Regions from separate parts of the Homo sapiens genome. Here region 1 is linked to region 2. Evidence: chromatin loops called from intact Hi-C (ENCODE). Cell type or tissue: heart right ventricle. All regions are shown on one strand. Each heading gives the region's core, and the rest is flanking DNA. Links, peaks and the distances in the headings are about the cores only. Region 1 has its middle 91 kb from the start of LINC03055. Region 2 overlaps LOC101928004 (a long non-coding RNA gene).

Region 1 (8,664 bases), core at 448-8,447, 240 kb before region 2:
CGCAGGAACGCATGCCCTGGGCGAGGGAGACGTGGCCTTCTGGCTTTCAGACTGCAGAGATTCGTAGCTCTTTGCTTCATGTTTTTTCAGCCTTGGGAGAAGGATGTTGCAATCTCACCAAGATTTAGGCTGTTATCAATAAAATGATTTCTTCTCCGCAGATATGTAAGGTTTGGGGAAGACTTATTTGTTACATTTTTATTATTTTATTTTATATTTTTTCTTTCTCGTTTTGTCTTTTCTAATTTTTTTTTTTAATTTTCTATTTTCTGGGGAAGACTTTTAAAAACAAATCTGGGCTGGGCATGGTGGCTTATGCCAGTAATTCCAGCACTTTGGGAGGCCAAGGCGGACGGATCACTTGAGCCCAGGGGTTTGAGACCAACCTGGGCAACATGGTGAAACTCTGCCTCTACAAAAAATACAAAAAATGAGTGAGGCATGGTGGTGGGCACCTGTAGTCCCAGCTACTTGGGAAGCTGAGGCAGGAGGATCGCTTGAGCCCAGGAGGTTGAGGCTGCAGTGAGCTGAGATCGCGCCACTGCATTCCAGCCTGGGCGACAGAGCAAGACTCCATCTCAAAACAAAACAAAAAACCCCAAACAAACAGAAAATCTGGAACTATTGTGGCAAGCAGAGAAAGTGCAGAACAGAATCAGACTTAGGTGCGAGCAGGGATGGCTGAGATCCATGAAACTGAACCACTCTCTAGGCAGAAAGGGATTTGTTTTCAAGCAAGTGGTAGACACATCTCGGAAGAGGGCAACTCATTGTGGGCTATGAGGCCTTGGGGGAGCAGAGGTCACCTAACTTCTGTACAGAAGGGAAGCTGTATATGAGAGAAGGCAAGAAGGCAGGGAAGTTTGGCATTGTGTACGCATGGGCACAGGTGCTTGTGTTTCTGACTCCCAAGGCCACCTGCTTTTCCTTCCAGTGGGGTCTCCCACTTTTGTACTCCCCCTGGTGAAGTGTCACGCAAGTACTAAGTACATTGTATATGATTCTACTGGAACCAGTGACTTTTTTATTTTTGTGAAGGATCTTGGAGTCCCACAGACCTGGATTTGATTTCTTGCTCTGCTACTTAACAGTTTCGTATCCCTGGTGAGTTGTGGAATCCCCTGGCCCTTGGATTCCTCCTCTGTATAATGGGGCAACACGTGCTTGTCTATCTCCAGATGTGTTGCAAGGATAATAAATGAAATATGAGAGTGCTTTGAAAACTATAAACTGCAAGGTAAATAGTGCAGCAAGTTGTTATGGATTGGACTGGATTTCCCCAAAGTTCCTATGCAGAAGCTCCAGCCCCCAGTGTGACTATATTTGGAGACGGGCTTTAAAAAAGATAATTATGATTAAATGAGATAAGAAGGATGGGGCCCTAATCGGACAGAATTGGTGTCTTTATAAGAAGAGGAAGACACCAGTGATCTCTCTGGGCGCAATCACAGGGGAAAGGCCACGTGAAGATGCGGTGAGAAGACAGCTGTCTGCAGGCCAGGAAGAGAGGCCTCACCAGGAACCAGCCCTGCTGGCACCTTGGTCTTGGACCTCTAGCCTCCAAATTGTGACAAAATAAATTTCTGCTGTTTAAGTCACCCAGCCTGTGGTCTTCTGTTCTGGCAGCCCTAGCAGACTGATAAACAAGTTAGCTAACAATTACAAGTTACATAGCAATTTAAAGCTTGCAGAATACTTCCTTTGTGCAACTTCTTTTAAAAATTGTTATGTTTTGTTAAAGGGGTAACAAAATACTGTCAGGTAGCATGTAAAAATCTGTTTTCTTTTTAAAAAATCGAAAACAAATTTTTTTGTAGAGACTGGAAGTGGTGCGGGGCGTGTGCCGGGGGTCAGGGCAGCAATTGTCACTATGTTGCCCAGGCTGGTCTCAAACTCCTGGGCTCAAGTGATCCTCCTGCCTTGGCCTCCCAAAGTGTTGGGATTACAGCCATGAGCTACCACACCTGGATGAAATCTATTTTAATTAAGTGCATACATTTCTTGCATCATGAAGTGTTATTGAGAAGTGCTATAAAGCAGGTGGAAATGTTTGACAATTAAGTAGTGAAGCTGAAAGTGCAGTACAATAGGTATTCCTTGGGAGAAGCTCCTTGTGCTGTTTACCCTAAATCTCCTGCTCTGTGCTTCCCTGCATGTTGCTAGTACTTCTGGAGCTGATATAATTTTTTTTCCAGCTACAGTGTGCAATGCCGCTTCAAGACAAGAGGCTACAATTTTGTGGACGGACTTCCAGAAACACGAATTCCTCCTTCCACGCCCTAATCCTGATTTCTTGGATTAGTGAATCACAGACACAGTCATTGTGCTCTGGTACCAGCTTGTTGGTCCCAGCTGTTTACACGAATTTACCTTTCCTCCCTTCCTCTTTGTGCTCTACTGACACTTTTCCTTTTGCACATAAGCTCCTTCCTCTCCCTCACAGTTTTAGTAAGAACCATGGGCAGCTGGAGGTGAGGGACCATCTCCTGTCCCCATACTTCAGAAGGGCCTGGGAAAGGTAGGAAGAAAGTGTCACCTTTGTCCTACCAGTGAGATACACTAGGTACTTAGGCACTTTGGCTTATATCAGCACTGTTGGAGTTATGAGTTCAGTCTTGGAAAATGAGGTCTCTTCAGGCCCTTTCTTTCTCCTTTATGAAATGTGTTAAACTTGTCCGGCCGGGGTAAATTCCCATCCTCCAAAGCCTTTGAGTATCTCCCTGTTGCCTATGAGGGTGACGGTTTTTAAGGTCTGGGTAGGAAGGATCAGTGCCTGGGTGGCCCCAGGCATTAAGGGTTTGGAGGGTTGGATTATCCTCAGGGCAGGCTCTGCTTTTCTTTTCCTTTATTATAGTAAAACATACATAAAATTTACCATTTCAACTATTCTTCCAACTCAGTGGCATTAAATGCATTCATGTTGTCCTGCTACTATCACCACCATTCATCTCTAGGACTTTTTCATCTTCCCAAACTGAAACTCTGTCCCCATTAAACAATTGCTTCCCATTTTTCCCTCCCTCCAGCCCCGGGCAACCACCATTCTATTTTCTGTCTCTAGGAATTTGATGATCGTAGGTGCCTCGTACGAGTGGAAGGACATTTGTCCTTCTGTGTCTGGCTTATTTCACTGCGTATAATGTCTTTGAGGCGCATGCATGCTGTAGCATGGGTCAGAATGGCCTTCCTTGTTAAGGCTGAATCATATTCCACGGTGTGGATAGACTACATTTTCTTCATCCACTCACCCGCCGATGGACACCTGGGTGGGGTCCATCTTTTGGCTATTGCCAATAGTGCTGCTATGAACACGGGTGTACAAGCATCTGTTCAAGTCTCTGCTTTCAATTCCCCCGGGCGTACACCCAGAGGAGAATTGCTGAGTCCTGTGGTCATTCTCTGTTTAACTTTTTGAGAAACCCTCAAACTGGTTTCCACAGAGGCTGGGCCATTTTACATTCTCACCAACCATGATAGGCACCTTTTTAATATGTGTGGTAATTTATTGGGCACCTTCAGCTGCTCGATTAAAGCTATAGGGAAACAACAGGAACACCGTGTAAAATGTGCAATGGCCATATATAACAGGTTACGTGCCAAACAAAAATCTCTTTTCTTCAAGTTTTCTCACCAAACAGCTTTAGGTTTAGGATTCATTTTGAACTTTTTTTTTTTTTTTTTTTTAAGACAGGGTCTCACTCTGTTGCTGCTCAGGCTGGAGTGCAGTGGCACAGTCATGGCTCAGTGCAGTCTCAACTTCCTGGGCCCAAGTGATCCTCCCACCTCAGCCTCCTGAGTAGCTGAGACTATAGGCGTGCAGCACCATACCCAGCTAATTTTTGTGTATATACATTTTTCTTTTCTTTTCTTTCTTTTTTTTTTTAGAGAATGGGTTTCACTCTGTTGCCCAGACTGGTCTCAAACTCTGGGCTCAAGAGATCCTCCTGCCTCAGACTCCCAAAATGTGGGGATTACAGGAGTGAGTCACTGTGCCCACTTTGAACTCTAATACATAGAAATATTTGACCAAACAGAAACCAAACTCTCCCTGCTCTATTGAAAGTGATCTTGTAACAAATAAATTCCTTGGACCAGACTTGTGGCTTTCTGTGCAAATGTGACATAGCAGTTATATATTCAATAACAAAGTTAATTTCCTCACTTATTCCAAATGTTTGTTGAACTTATTAGGAAAAATTATTCCTTAATCTAAGTTTTTACCCTTTGCTTTGCTTTGAAATCAAATAAGTATATACTTATTATGCAAGTTAAAATTCTTATAACAAACTGTGCAGGCATCTGGAAGGTGGTATGTAAAGGTGCTCAGTAAGTGTCTGAAAATGGAACAGATTCTTTTTTTTTGAGACAGAATCTTACTCTGTCACCCAGGCTGGAGTACAGTGGCGTGATCTCGGCTCACTGTGACCACTGCCTCCCAGGTTCAAGCAATTCTCCTGCCTCAGCCTCCTGAGTGGCTGGGATTACAGGCACACACCACCACGCCCAGCTCATTTTTTTGTAGTTTTAGTAGAGACAGAGTTTTGCGATGTTAGCCAGGCTGGTCTTGAACTCCTGAGCTCAAGCCATCTGCCCGCCTCGGCCTCCCAAAGTGCTAGGATTAATAAGCATGAGCCACCTCTCCTGCCTAGGAACAGATTCTTTCTGATTAGGTTTTGGAACCAGTGGTACATCACCTCCTCTCTTCCCCTAAAGTTCTGGGGTAGAAGAAAGGGAGAATTTAGTTCCATGTGGCTGTTTTAGAGAGGTTTTTAAAGCGTGGCTGATGTTGTGCTTGCCAGTGACAAGCAGAACACTTTTTAAAAATAGATTGATTGATGGAGACAGAGTCTTGCTCTGTTGCCCAGGCTGGAGTGCAGTGACACGATCACGGCTCACTGCAGCTTTAGACTCCTGGGCTCAATGGATCCTCTTACCTCAGCCTCCTGAGTAGCTGGGACTACAGGTGCACACGACCACCCCCAGCTAATTTTTTGCAGAGTTGGGATTTTACTGTGTTGCCTAGGCTGGTCTCAAACTTCTGGACTCAGGTGATCCACCCACCTCAGCCTCCCAAATTGTTGGGATTACAGGCATGAGCCACCGCACCCAGTCAGAACGATTGTTTTTGAAGTGACCCTCTGCTTGTTTTTGAAGTGACCCTCTGCTTGGCTCCACGTGATTCTGTCACACGGCACTGACTACGTTGTATTTATCAAGGGAAGCTGAGAGGCTTAAAATAAAAGCTGATGATGCACAAGAAAGCCCTGTGCCAACTGCAATGGGCTGTGAGCAGGTGCTGTATGTTTCTCTACTAGCAGAGGTGAAGCCAGAACAAGGCTCTTGTATAGGAGCTTCCTGTTCCTGACCCTTTACTGCCCTGGCCCTCCCATGGGAGAGAACGCCACTTCCGATGATAACTTTGGCTCCACTGGTGAATCTGTCTTCAGCCTGAGGTTTCTTATTTGTCTCTTTGATAATGGTACTTAAGAAGCTACCAAGGAGGTTAGGCCCAGTCTAATTTGGGGACTAAAAGATAAGGGTTGAGGATTCTTTTGCAACTCTTTATCTACTACTATGGAACTTGGTCTCACATCAAAAAAAAAAAAAAGAAACTGGAACTAGAGGAGACTAAAATAGGTTGTGTTCCAGGATTATATGGAGCAACCTAATTTGGACTGGAAACCGTGGAGAGAAAGTTCATGACCTTGACCTGCAGAACTGTAGGCACTTCCCCTTTGGTCAATAGGCACCAACTTTGCACCATATCACATTAGGGCCATCATCCAGGAAAGATTTTTAAGTTCAAGAACTTCTAGGTAACTCTCCTGTACTTTGTATTTCAGCATCTTCTTCTTATACTCACTGGCTATGGAGACATGAATTGTGCCAAGTGGGAGGGTAGTTCCTCCTAGGGTTCTTTTTTTTTTTTTTTGAGACAGAGTCTCGCTCTGTCATCCAGGCTGGAGTGCAGTGGTGTGATCTTGGCTCACTGCAAGCTCTGCCTCCCGGGTTCAAGGGATGCTCCTGCCTCAGTCTCCCGAGTAGCTGGGATTACATGCACCCGCCATCACGCCCGGCTGATTTTTGTATTTTTAGTAGAGACGGGGTTTCATCATGTTGGCCAGGCTGGTCTCGAACTGCTGACTTTGGGTGATCTGCTCCCCTCTGCCTCCCAAAGTGCTGGGATTACAGGCATGAGACACCGCATCCGGCCTCTCCTAGGGTTCTGAGGGCTTTTTCTTTTATACAGTCTTCCCAAGAACGTGTTCTTCTGACTGACGTTCCTGTCTCCATTTCCTCACTTTTCTCAAGGCAGCACATGCACTGAGCACGGATATGTATTTTTTGTAGTTGGCTAAGAGCAATAGTTGATATTTGAAATACTCTTTTGACCTTGATATACTGACTCACCAGCTAGTTTTAATGTGTAAGCTGAAGTGAAAAACAATCGTGTCTAAAATCTATGTTCTTTGGGATACTTAGCACATGGCAGTCTTCATATATTAAATGTCACTAGTGATTATACGTTGCTTGTCACTCGTGATAGTGTAAATAAGAGAGTGTGAATCTTGGTGGGTAGACGTTATTCTCAGGTGCATTGTATAATTACTTCTGGCCTTGAACAGACGCAGTTATTTTTTTCTTTGCATGTCAGTCACTGAGACCTTACGAGGTGTTATGTTCCGTGTCATAAAGAGATTAAGAAGACGTGGCCGGGCGCAGTGGCTCACGCCTGTAATCCGAACACTTTGGGAGGCTGAGGCAGGTGGATCATGAGGTCAAGAGATTGAGACCATCCTGGCCAACACGGTGAAACCCCGTCTCTACTAAAAATACAAAAAATTAGCTGGGCGTGGTGGCGGGGGCCTGTAGTCCCAGCTGCTCGGGAGACTGAGGCAGGAGAATGGCGTGAACCCGGGAGGCGGAGCTTGCAGTGAGCCGAGATCGCACCACTGCACCCCAGCCTGGGCGACAGAGCAAGACTCTGTCTCAAAAAAAGAAAAAAAAAAGACACATTTCTTGCCCTCAAGGAACTTAGGAAAGGGCCTGAGAAGAAAACAGTCATGTCAATGTGATCATTGCTGCAAGAGAGTTTTGGACCTGAAGCAGGAAGTCTGCTGCTCTTGGTTTCACGGAGGAGAAGAAAACTTTTGAATAGCCGGGTTGGGGAGAGTTAAGCTGAATCTGGACCAGGGTTCTCCACCTCAGCACTATTGACATTCTGGGCTGGATAATTCTCTGCGGTGGGGGGCTGCCCTGTGCACTGCAGGATGTTTAGCAACATCCCGGGCCTCTACTCACTAGATGCTGGTGATAGCAACCCTGCATTCTCCAGGTCGTGTTCATGAAAAAAGTCTCCAGGCATTGCTGGGAGACAAAATTGGCCCTGATGGAGAATCACTGGGTCACCAGGGAAATCAGAGGGGACCACATCATGGTCAGGCATGGAGGGAGGAGAGAGCACGGTCCATTCCAATACTCTCAAGTGGATCAAAACTGAGTGGAACTTGGTGTACCTGGAGGCTGGAAGGTAGCTGGGCCTGACCTTGAAAGTCTCATCTGCAGATCCCAAATGAACTATGTGGGTGCAGGGGCAGCAACAGGAAATAGCACTTTCACATCAACTCAGAGCGTTCTCGGGGGGCCTTCCAATGGGTGTCATTAATAATATGCACCATCTGGCAGCTTCCTATTTGAACTAATTAGTCTTGCTAAGTACATGCTAAGCTTTTAAAATCGTTATTTTAAAATGCTGTGCACACTATAGTTCGGTGCCTTGGGGCAAAGCCCAGGTCTCTCAGTTTATGGCCACCCTTTGAAGAGAGGGTTTCACGTGCGTTCACCGCTGAAGGGTTTAGTAGAAGATTGTTTTTGTTTGTTTGTTTGTTTGGTGTTATTGTTGTTTGCAGACAGGGTCTTGCTCTGTTTCTCAGGCTGGAGTGCAGTGACATGATCATGGCTCACTGCAGCCTCAGACTCCTGGGCTCAAACAATCCTCCTGCCTGAGCCTCCTGAGTAGCTGGGACTACAGGTGTATGCCACTGTGCCCAGATAGTTTTTTATTTTTTGGTAGAGATGGGGTCTTGCTATGTTGGTCGTGAACTCCTGGTCTTAAAAGATCCTTCTGCCTTGGCCTCCCAAAGTGTTAGGGTTATGGGCATGAGGCACCATGTCTGTCCAAGTAGAAGACTGTTTTAGCAAGACTGACCTGTTATGAAAAGTCAGAGGGTACCAAGACCAGAGTCTGGGCAACCTGAGAGAAGGCAACAGAAATAATGAGTACTTGAGACTAAGACAACATGCGCCTGGGGTGGACAGGAGGGCTGGCTTGTGAGTCAATTAGAGGGTATGGCGGGCTGGGCTTGGACACGGGACATCAGGAGGAGGAGACTAGGATGAACCCAGGTTGTCTGTGTGGGCCTCTCCCTTTGGTAGGTGCATAGCAATGGGAGATAGGAGGGTAGCCAAAGCAGGCACAGCAGAGAGAAAAAAGACGGTAAGTTAGAGTCTCTAGTTGGGATGGAGGGAAGTTACCTCACAGACCACTGGAGTCTGGCATTGAGGAGAAAGGGCCAGACTGGAGATAAAGGTTTATGAGTCATCCTGTCGAGGTAGTAGTTGAAGCTGTGGGTGAGATTGCCCAGGGGGAGTGTGGAGAAAGAG
Region 2 (8,664 bases), core at 214-8,213:
CAGGACACCACTGATGACTGCATGGAGCAGCCAGGAGGGATTATGGCTGGTTATTTCACTTTCTTTTTTTTAGTCCTGAATTTTATCAAGGAATATAATACAATATATTATATATATTATCTTACATAATTCTTACATATTATATCACATTATAACTAATCTTTGATAAATTTCAGGACTAAAATGTAACTACTTATATATATTCCTTATATATAATATTGCCTTATATAACATACTATATATAATCGTTGTAATATAATACATATAAAAAGGAATATGATATAAATGTGTCCCACTATAAATAGGACAAGAAGACAGGCATACAATTAGACTATGGAATAGTCCATAATAAAGAATCAAGAGGTTGAAAACACCAGCCTTGGAGACATCAGTATCCAGACACTGTAGGAGGTGCTGTGGTGACCAGTGGGGATTTGGAAGGAATGCAAGTGTCACTTTCATTAAGTGCAGCCCTGCCTCGCCGCTGCTAGTCAGCAGCTAAGGCCCTGCACTGAGGGAGGCCTGCCTGGCCCAGAGGTTACACTGCCCCTTCTCCTTCCCACCCTAGGGCACAAAAGCCACTCCCTTGCCTCAAAGTAAATTACCTATGTGAGGGTTATGAACTGCTGGCGTTTAAGCCAGCAGCTTCTTTCAAGTTTTTGCCAATTAAAGGCAATTAGGCAAGCACTAGAAGAAATCATTAACCCTCTAGTGAAACCAGAGCATTTCTATATTCTCCCCCCTTTGTGGAGCAAGTGCTAAAAGCAATCATTTCCAAAAAGCCGAAGCAACAAGGATGAATCCTCCCATCTCCATCACCAATGCCCAGTGGACCAAGGTTTTGGTATGAAGAAATGAGTTTTCTTAGCTATCATTATCAGCAGTGCTTTTACCCAAATGCAAATTCCTTGCTCCAGCCTGTCTTTGACACAGGGGTGGGCGACTTCTCAAAGGTGGTGCAGGGAATAAGCCCCCAGGAGGTGGCATCTGAGCTAGGACTGAAGACCTAAGGGAACCAGCCCTGCGAAAATCTGGAGGAGGAGACATCAAGTCCCTCACCACATCCCAGGAATGAAAGACCCAGGTAACAGCCTCAGGTGGGGCGGGGGAGGCCAGAGCCGCCTGGGTGGCCCTGCCGCTCTGTGGGCCTTGTCAGCCATGTGGAGGAGTTCAGGTATTTCTAAGTATAAAAGCTTCCAGGTCGGGCATGGTGGCTCAAGCCTGTAATCCCAGCACTTCGGGAGGCCAAGGTAGGTGGGTCACCTGAGGTCAGGAGTTTGAGACCAGCCTGACCAATATGGTGAAACACCATCTCTACTAAAATTACAAAAATTAGCTGGGTATAGTGGTGTGTGCCTGTAGTCCCAGCTACTCGGGAGGCTGAGGCAGGAGAATCGCTTGAACCTGGGAGACGGAGGTTGCAGTGAGCTGAGATCATGCCCGTGTACTCCAGACTGGGCGACAGAGTGAGACTCCATTAAAAAAAAAAGCCTTCAGGCTCATCACCTTGGTGAGGCAACCACCAATTTAAGTGACCTTCCAGAGCCCCCAGGCATCCCCCTACACAAATACTTTTTTCTAAGAGTGACTAAAATTGGTGTTTCCTAACCTACATAAAAAATCACTTAGGTGAGCAGTATAAAATACCACTCACTTTTCCTCCCCTATAAGATTACAGATATATCTAAAGTCTTCAGGTCTGTATATAGTAGTGACTTAGCTACATCACTGGTTAAAGTAAATGTGCCAGGACTGACTTCCCAGGTCTCTCATAGGCACGCCCTTCAAACCCACATTGAACCTGAAATCCCAGTGTTCCAGGTTCAGTTGGTTTCCAATGGCACCCAGGTGTCAGGTTGACCCGATAGGATGCCTTAGGTATCGGGGCCGTGGGGGGATGGGAGGATGCAGGTGCCACCTTAAAGCATCACACCATCCCACCAGGCTGTTCCAGAAAACACAAAACTTTTTCAGACTCTGTCTCCAGAAAGGGACTTAGTCTCCAAAGAGGTTGGTTTTATCTAGATGAGTTGATAGAGAATGTCTGCTGGAATTGGGCTCTGATTCAGTCAGCGTTTGCTATTTAAATCAGTCTTAGATAACTTCCCTATCAATTGCATTCTCTCTTGCATGAAAATTACTTCCTGACTGCCTCCTCCTAGCTCAGTACTGTTCTATTGCTTAGGACAGGAGTGGGCAGTGCCCTCGTAGATGTTCATGCGTGTACTGATAAAAATTACCTATAACTCTTAGTGTGATCTAACACTTCAAGCAGTATCTGAGAGAAGGGGTATCGGATATAAAACAAATCATGGCCTGCCAGAGAAGAGTCCTTCAGTGAGCTCTTGAGAGTTGAAGCCAAAGAGGCCAGATGCTGAAGAACTTGGATGCTGTCTTAATGAGTTTCACAGTTAGCCTGTAGGTGATGGAGAGTCATAAAAGAATTTTAAGTAGGGGAATGACATAATCACACTTGCATTTTAAAAATACAGCTTTGGCTGTGATAAGTGGGGAACGGGATAAGGGTTTAACTTATCATGCACACTAAATTACTTCAAAACATAATGCCTTCAAACAACAGCACATTTGGTTGTGTGTGTGGCAGGGTGGAGATCAGGATTTCTGGAGCTGCTTAGCTGAGAGGTTTTGGTTAAGGGTCTCCCAGGAGGTTGCCATGAAGGTGCAGGCTGGGGTCACAGGCACTGGAAGGCATGGCTGGAGCAAGCAGACCATTTCCAAGTGGCTCACTCTCATAGCTGCCAAGTTGGTGATTGCTGTTTGTAGATACATCCAGTTCCTTCCACATCAACCCTGCCATAGGCTGCTTGAGTAGTCTCATGACATGGCAGCTGGCTCACCCCAGAATAAGGTAAGAATGATCTGAGAAAGTGGTGAAAGTGGCAATGTGTTTTGTGATCTGACCTCAGAAATGACGTATTGTCATCTTCTATTTGGTAGAGGAGAGCTGTTATGTCTAGCTCACGCTCAAGGTAAGGGAATTAGACTCCACCCTTTGAAAGAAGGTGTGCTAGAGAACTTGCAGATGCAATTTAAGATGTTTGTGGAGGTTCCAAAATAAGAGGTTATTTTATGAATCAGGTGAAAAGGAAAAGGGGTTGTAATCTAACCCTAAAGCAGTGAGAACAGGGCACAGATTTAAAAGCCATTAGGGTGCTGGAATTGATAGGCTTCGGACACTGCTTGTAATTAGTCTTAGCTGGGAGGAATCTAGAAGAGTTGCAATCTATAGGAGGAAGGGTATGGTCAGGACATGCTACATGTGAGATGCCTTGGTACAGTGAAGTAGACATTTCAAATAGGCAGTTGTACATACGAATCTGGGATTAATCTGGAGGTCGTAAGTGTGAAAGCTATGAATATAGATGAGATCACTTAGGCAAAGGGAGTTGTGGAGAGTGGCCACAGGATTAAAGGGTGGGAGCAGAGTGTGGGAGAGGGCACTTAGAAATGTTTCCAGGCAAATGTTGGGGGCCTTTGGAGGTAGGTGATTATGCATGTCCTGTGGTGACTGACTACATGGTTGCCTCAAAGAACTATCTGCTTGATTGCAGGTTTGATGGTGGTAGATAGTGTGAAGACTTTAACTTCTGTGCCTCAGTTTCATCATCTGAAAAATGGGCATAACGGCAACTACCTTATGGATTAATATAGGATTAAATGGGATAATGGGTGTAAATGCTTAGCAAAGCTCATAGCATTTAGTAAGTGCTCAGTAAAAGGTCACTATAAGCATTGGCAAATACCCTCTTGACTAGGATTGAGGACGAGAATGAGAAAGTAATGAGATAGAGCCATAAAAGCAAATGTGTAGAAAGGAGTTTATCTACTAGGCTGTGAGGACTGCTGAAGGATGTTGAGCTGGGGTGACTTAGAGTCTGCATTCAAAGTCCTGGCAAGAAAGTGGACTGGAGCCCCCAGGGCAGATCAGGGTGCCTTCTCACAGGGTCATGGCACCATGCCCTGCTTGGACTTTGCTTTGCTTTCTTTCTTTACTGGGACATTCAGGCGAATGCGTAGTTGAGGAAACAGATGATGAGTTACCGTTTCCCTCACTGGGTCTGATCAGAGCCACACACAGTGATTAGGGACAGGGGATCTGGTGCTCCGTTCACTGCAGGGGAACATTCCTCCGAGGGACCTCTTTCTGATTGTTCTAATCATCCCTGCTGGTTGGACAGCAGAGAGGGGCACGTTTTTCTGAAGTTGCTCCAGTCTGGAGTTCTCAATCAGATGAAAAGGAAGCCGCTTGTCATGAGGCGGGGCTCTGGGCCATGTGGAAACTGAGACAAGTCATGTCCAGAAAGGCGCACCTAATCAGCGGCTTATCTTTGGGCGTAGAGTCGAGCGGTTGATATGTGTTTCTGCATGCACTCTCCCAAGGTGACCTATGGCCATGGCAGTCATTGCTGTGGCAGGCTGTGTCTGAGATCACAGGAACGGGTGATGAGGAGCCCCTGTGTCCTGCCCTGAGGACCCAGCGGCCATCTTGCCCGCGGAGACTACAAGTCCCAGCATGCACTGTGCAAGCCCCCGGCATCAGCCCCTGTTGCAACAGAGGCCCGGAGCCGCCTCCTGCCTCCCTCAGAAATGCCCTTTCTTAACTTCCAGCAAGTTGGCAGGTGGCCGCCCAGCCCAGGACTCGAGCAAATGCTTTCAGTGTGATGGTGGTGCCATTTTTAATTCCTGGTGGCTTCCTTACACCATGGTGAGGCAGAAAAACGAGATCTCTTGCAGAGCACGGCCTCGCCTCTCATTCAGCCGGGACCAGAACTCTGGCGAGATCCAGAATATTGTCAGATGGGAGCTGTGGCCGTGAATAAAAAAAATGAAACCAGATGTTCTTCCCTCCAGTTGCCTCATGTCCGTGCAGGGGCTTGGAGGAGGAGGCTGTAAAAATGTCACAGCCCTTGATTCCTGAGGCCCAGATTTACGCGCCAAGTAACCTTGCACCATAAATCCACTGCCCTCGCTGGAGCATCAGCTTCCGAAGGGGCAGGGCCCAGCTGTGGTGTTGACCAGAGCAGGCGGACGGAGCTGTGGGGACGCGGGTGGGGAACACGTGGGCAGGGAGTCTGGCCGGGAATCGAGATTGCTTTTCAAGAATTTTTACATGGGCAAGAGATTTTAAAAGATTGGCTCGGAGTTTGGCCTTAGGAGATACGCCAAACTCTATTTTGCATCTTAGCCTGAAAGGGAGCTTGATTTCTCTTTGGAGTGAATTGGCAGATGCAAGAGAACTTGGGAATGGAACTCACATAGGCAAAGTTTTCATTGCAGGTTGAAGTATTTGCAGGAGAAATGAGAAGCCGGCAGAGGCCAGACCCTGTGAGCCCATAGAGGCTGGGATTTATCCTGAGTGCCACAGAAAGATTTTGGATTTAAGTTTTAAAATGGTTATTCTATCTGCCGTGGAGAGAACAGATTATAGGGGTGGAGATGAGAATGGAAGCAAAAAGGCAACGTAGGAGTATAGAAGTCCATGCAAGTGATGGTGACGTGGACGAAGAGGAAGTGTGAAAATGGTGGCTCAGAGGTGGGGTGAACAGACAGTGGGAAAAATTAGGGCTACTTCCAGGGATTCTGGCATGTGCGGTGGAGGGGATAGGGATGTCACTGAGACAGAAGCCTGGAGGAGGAGCAAGTTTGTTGATGAGATTGAGAGTTTAGTTTGGGACATGTTGGGTTGAAAACACTTATCCATGCCGATGTTTTAAACAGACACTTGGATATATGGGTCTGCAGATATGAAAGCTCAGGGCTAAGAGAAACTGGGGAGTCACCTTATAGATGGCAATCAAAAAGGTGTTTGGGCCACAGTTACTCTGTGCTGTTGACACTATCATTGTTGTCACCTTTTGCCTCTCCCTGGCCACCCCAATAACACCAGGCGGGCTTTAGGTCATGGATGCAATCTCACGCATTGCTGTTCCCCCTCTGTCTAGCATCTGTTTTTATTTTTCCAGCTGGACCAAAAAGTGACACCACTGCTACCATACATGGTACAAAAGCTTCTTATCCTGACTCTAGACAAGCAGAATTCCTCCCAAGTTCCCCATTTCTGCCTTTTTGCATCATCTGTCTCAAGTTTTCTGCTCTTAACATTCTCCCCATCTGTTGACATTTTTATGGTGGGTCTAGCCTTATTGTCACTAAACATCGTTGATTTACTTTATTTTATCCATGTTGCTTGAAGTACGTGATTAGTTTTTAGTACATTCTAATGACTAAATTCTGATAGCTGACTTTACAAAATGCTTCTAGGTGTATGTCTAACCAGCTGATGATCAGGGCATCCCTGTTCACGGTGGGGACTGGTGGGGACGTCACTTGGTGATGCCCATTAAGAAGGCAGGTTGCAGTGGGTCATTCTGTGTATGCTTAACATGTTAAATGCAGTTTCCATTTTACATAGCTGCGTCGTCTGTTCTAATTAAATAGTAACAAATGTTCCATTCAGTGGATTCTTCATATAAAATGACTCAAACAACTTTCCCCTCCCCCAAATAAGGCTGGAAACGGATGCACACTTGTGCCATGGAGTTAAAACCTGCACTCGTGTGTCCAAAGCCTGAACAGATGCACTGGGACAGCTGAGTGTTGCTTTGTTGATTGGCAGGGGGTTGATTGTGGTCTAATGCGGAGCCTTAGCGCTGCTGTTTGATCCCAGGACAGGTCTCTTTCTCCCCATATCAGTGAGCCTCATCCCCCACTTAATCATGAAGTGCTTAATCATGAGGCTCAGAAGGAACTGACAGAGCCTCCCGCCCCAGCACCTTGCCAGGGGTGCCCCCAGCTCTGCCTACTCCTAGTGTGTTTAGCCTTTGCGGATTCCTAGATTCCTCCTGGACTGGATCTTCAGATTTCAACCCCCTTTGGGAGACTCGTTACTGTTAACTGGGATGGCAGTGCGGATCCAGGAGTCAGGAGAGTATGTGCTGTACAGGAAAGTGTGTAGAAGGTCAGATGGCTCACAGCGGGCGTGGAGCACAAGAAGCAAAGAGAAGCAGGTTGGAGCTCTGTCTGGGGGAGAACGGCCAGGTCAAGGCAGAGGCTGAAACGAGCTTAGAAAGCAGATTGAGAGGGAAAGACTGGGTGAGGGTGGGGTGGTGGTGGAGAACCAGGCCAGAGGGTCATGGAAGCCAGGGGAGAAGAAATTTCCAGGAGGAAGAGTGATGAGTCAGTGCCCCGCAGAGGTTATTAAGACACAATAGAAGTGTCCATTAGACTTGGAAATTCAGCAGTAACCAGTGTGATAAGAGCTGGTTAATGGACATGTGGTGGGTCCCAACACCAGCCTACAGGAGGTTAGTAAGTAGGACAGTGAAAGTACTTTTAGAAAATTTGGCAAAGAGGGGCAGAAGTTAGAGGGAATGCCAAAGCTGCTGGAGGAATCTGATCGCTAGTTTCTGTGTGTAAGGTTTTCTGCTGTTTTGCTCGGAGGCAGGGGTTTATAATGGTATTTACTTCACGAAGGCTCAAGTCTCCAGCGGTGTGTCTGGAGGGGGTTATATATGCCAGAAAGGGGTTGGAGTAACAAACCAAGAGATCTGCCCACTTTTTAACCACCCACTCTTCTGCTCGACAGCTGCACCTGTGCCTTTGCAATTCAAACCTAGGGACTCGCCACCCTCAGTGCCCAGTCAAAACCCGCTAAAGCCCTGGCAAGGAAGCCGTTTGGTGCAATTCCTGCTATCCCTGGGAGAGTATTTTTGTTGTCTTCATTATGGTTTTGCTTTTCCCTGGAGAGAATTGTGATGGGTACGACGAAGGGCACACCTGGAGAGAGGGTGAAGAGAACAGGGAGGGGATGCTAGCGCAGAGAGGAGAATGAGGTCTGCACAGCAGTGTCAGGCCAGTGAAGGCAGGAGCGAGCAGGAGGCAGGGCAGGGGTGAGTTGCAGAGCTCAGGGCATTCATGACTGGCCAGCTCACCTTTCCCTGTTTAGTAGGGGGCAAGGCTTCCTATTGTGCAGGATGACGAGGGAGCCATGAGGCTCCAGGAAAAAATCTGAGGCTGAACTGTTGTGGGGGCTGAGAGGGAGCTGAATGGGGCTGGGAGAGGACTGTCTCATCACCATGGCCCGATCAAGGCTAAGGATGCAGACTTGGTGTCCCTGGCGCAAGTGGTCCAGAGTTTCTTCCATCAGTGCCATCAAGATGGGGGAAGGAAGAAAGTACGTGGGAATTAGGGGAGAGGTCAAGACTGTAAGGCAGGTGAGATTATGGGCTGATGGGTCAGAGGATCTGGGGGTCATGAGCAAGTCATCCTTTCTCTAGCCCCTCCCACCCCAGCCTCTTTATTGAAAAGCTGGTTTATTTCACTCCTGTGTTTTGATACAGAGAGAGGCCGGTGGGAGCATTTTTCCTTCTGGTAATCCATGCGCTGAAACAAGACCTGGCAGTGAGGAAGGGCCAGGAAAGGAGGCAGGTGGGACTGGTTGGCAGTGGGAGGCAGAAGAACTATGCTGATAGACCAGACCTAGCGTGTGATTTTTCTTATTAGGCTTTGTTTTTAGAGCAGTTTTAGGCTCACAGCATAACTGAACAGAAAGTACAGAGTTCCCATATGCCTGCCCCCACCCCTAAACGGTTGCTTCCATCAACATCCTGTACCGGCGTGGTCCATTTGTAACAGCTGATGAAC

Evidence for each region. A loop is a pair of places that touch in the nucleus more often than their neighbours do. Peaks named below come from ENCODE experiments on the same cell type or tissue, not always from the same donor. Only the 100,000 strongest peaks of a DNase experiment are listed, where the experiment ranks them.
Region 1: it touches region 2 in a loop (4-fold over the local background); 2 of 110 quality-filtered maps call a loop at or near these places.

What each region holds. Positions count from the first base shown.
Region 1 is chr6:6,972,588-6,981,251 of GRCh38, reverse strand. No RefSeq gene overlaps it. Among named protein-coding and RNA genes, the nearest start is that of LINC03055, 91 kb to the right of the region's middle. In heart right ventricle, for the core only: no CTCF peak of the experiment used is centred there; a DNase peak (open chromatin) is centred at 5,285; H3K27ac peaks cover 2,059 bases.
Region 2 is chr6:6,733,235-6,741,898 of GRCh38, reverse strand. All of the region lies in intron 2 of LOC101928004 (a long non-coding RNA gene), which reads left to right. It overlaps LOC101928047 (a long non-coding RNA gene), which reads right to left. Exons shown (of 6, transcript XR_001743949.2): 6 at 8,508-8,664. Among named protein-coding and RNA genes, the nearest start is that of LY86-AS1, 110 kb to the right of the region's middle. In heart right ventricle, for the core only: no CTCF peak of the experiment used is centred there; a DNase peak (open chromatin) is centred at 4,568; H3K4me3 peaks cover 2,376 bases; H3K27ac peaks cover 7,545 bases.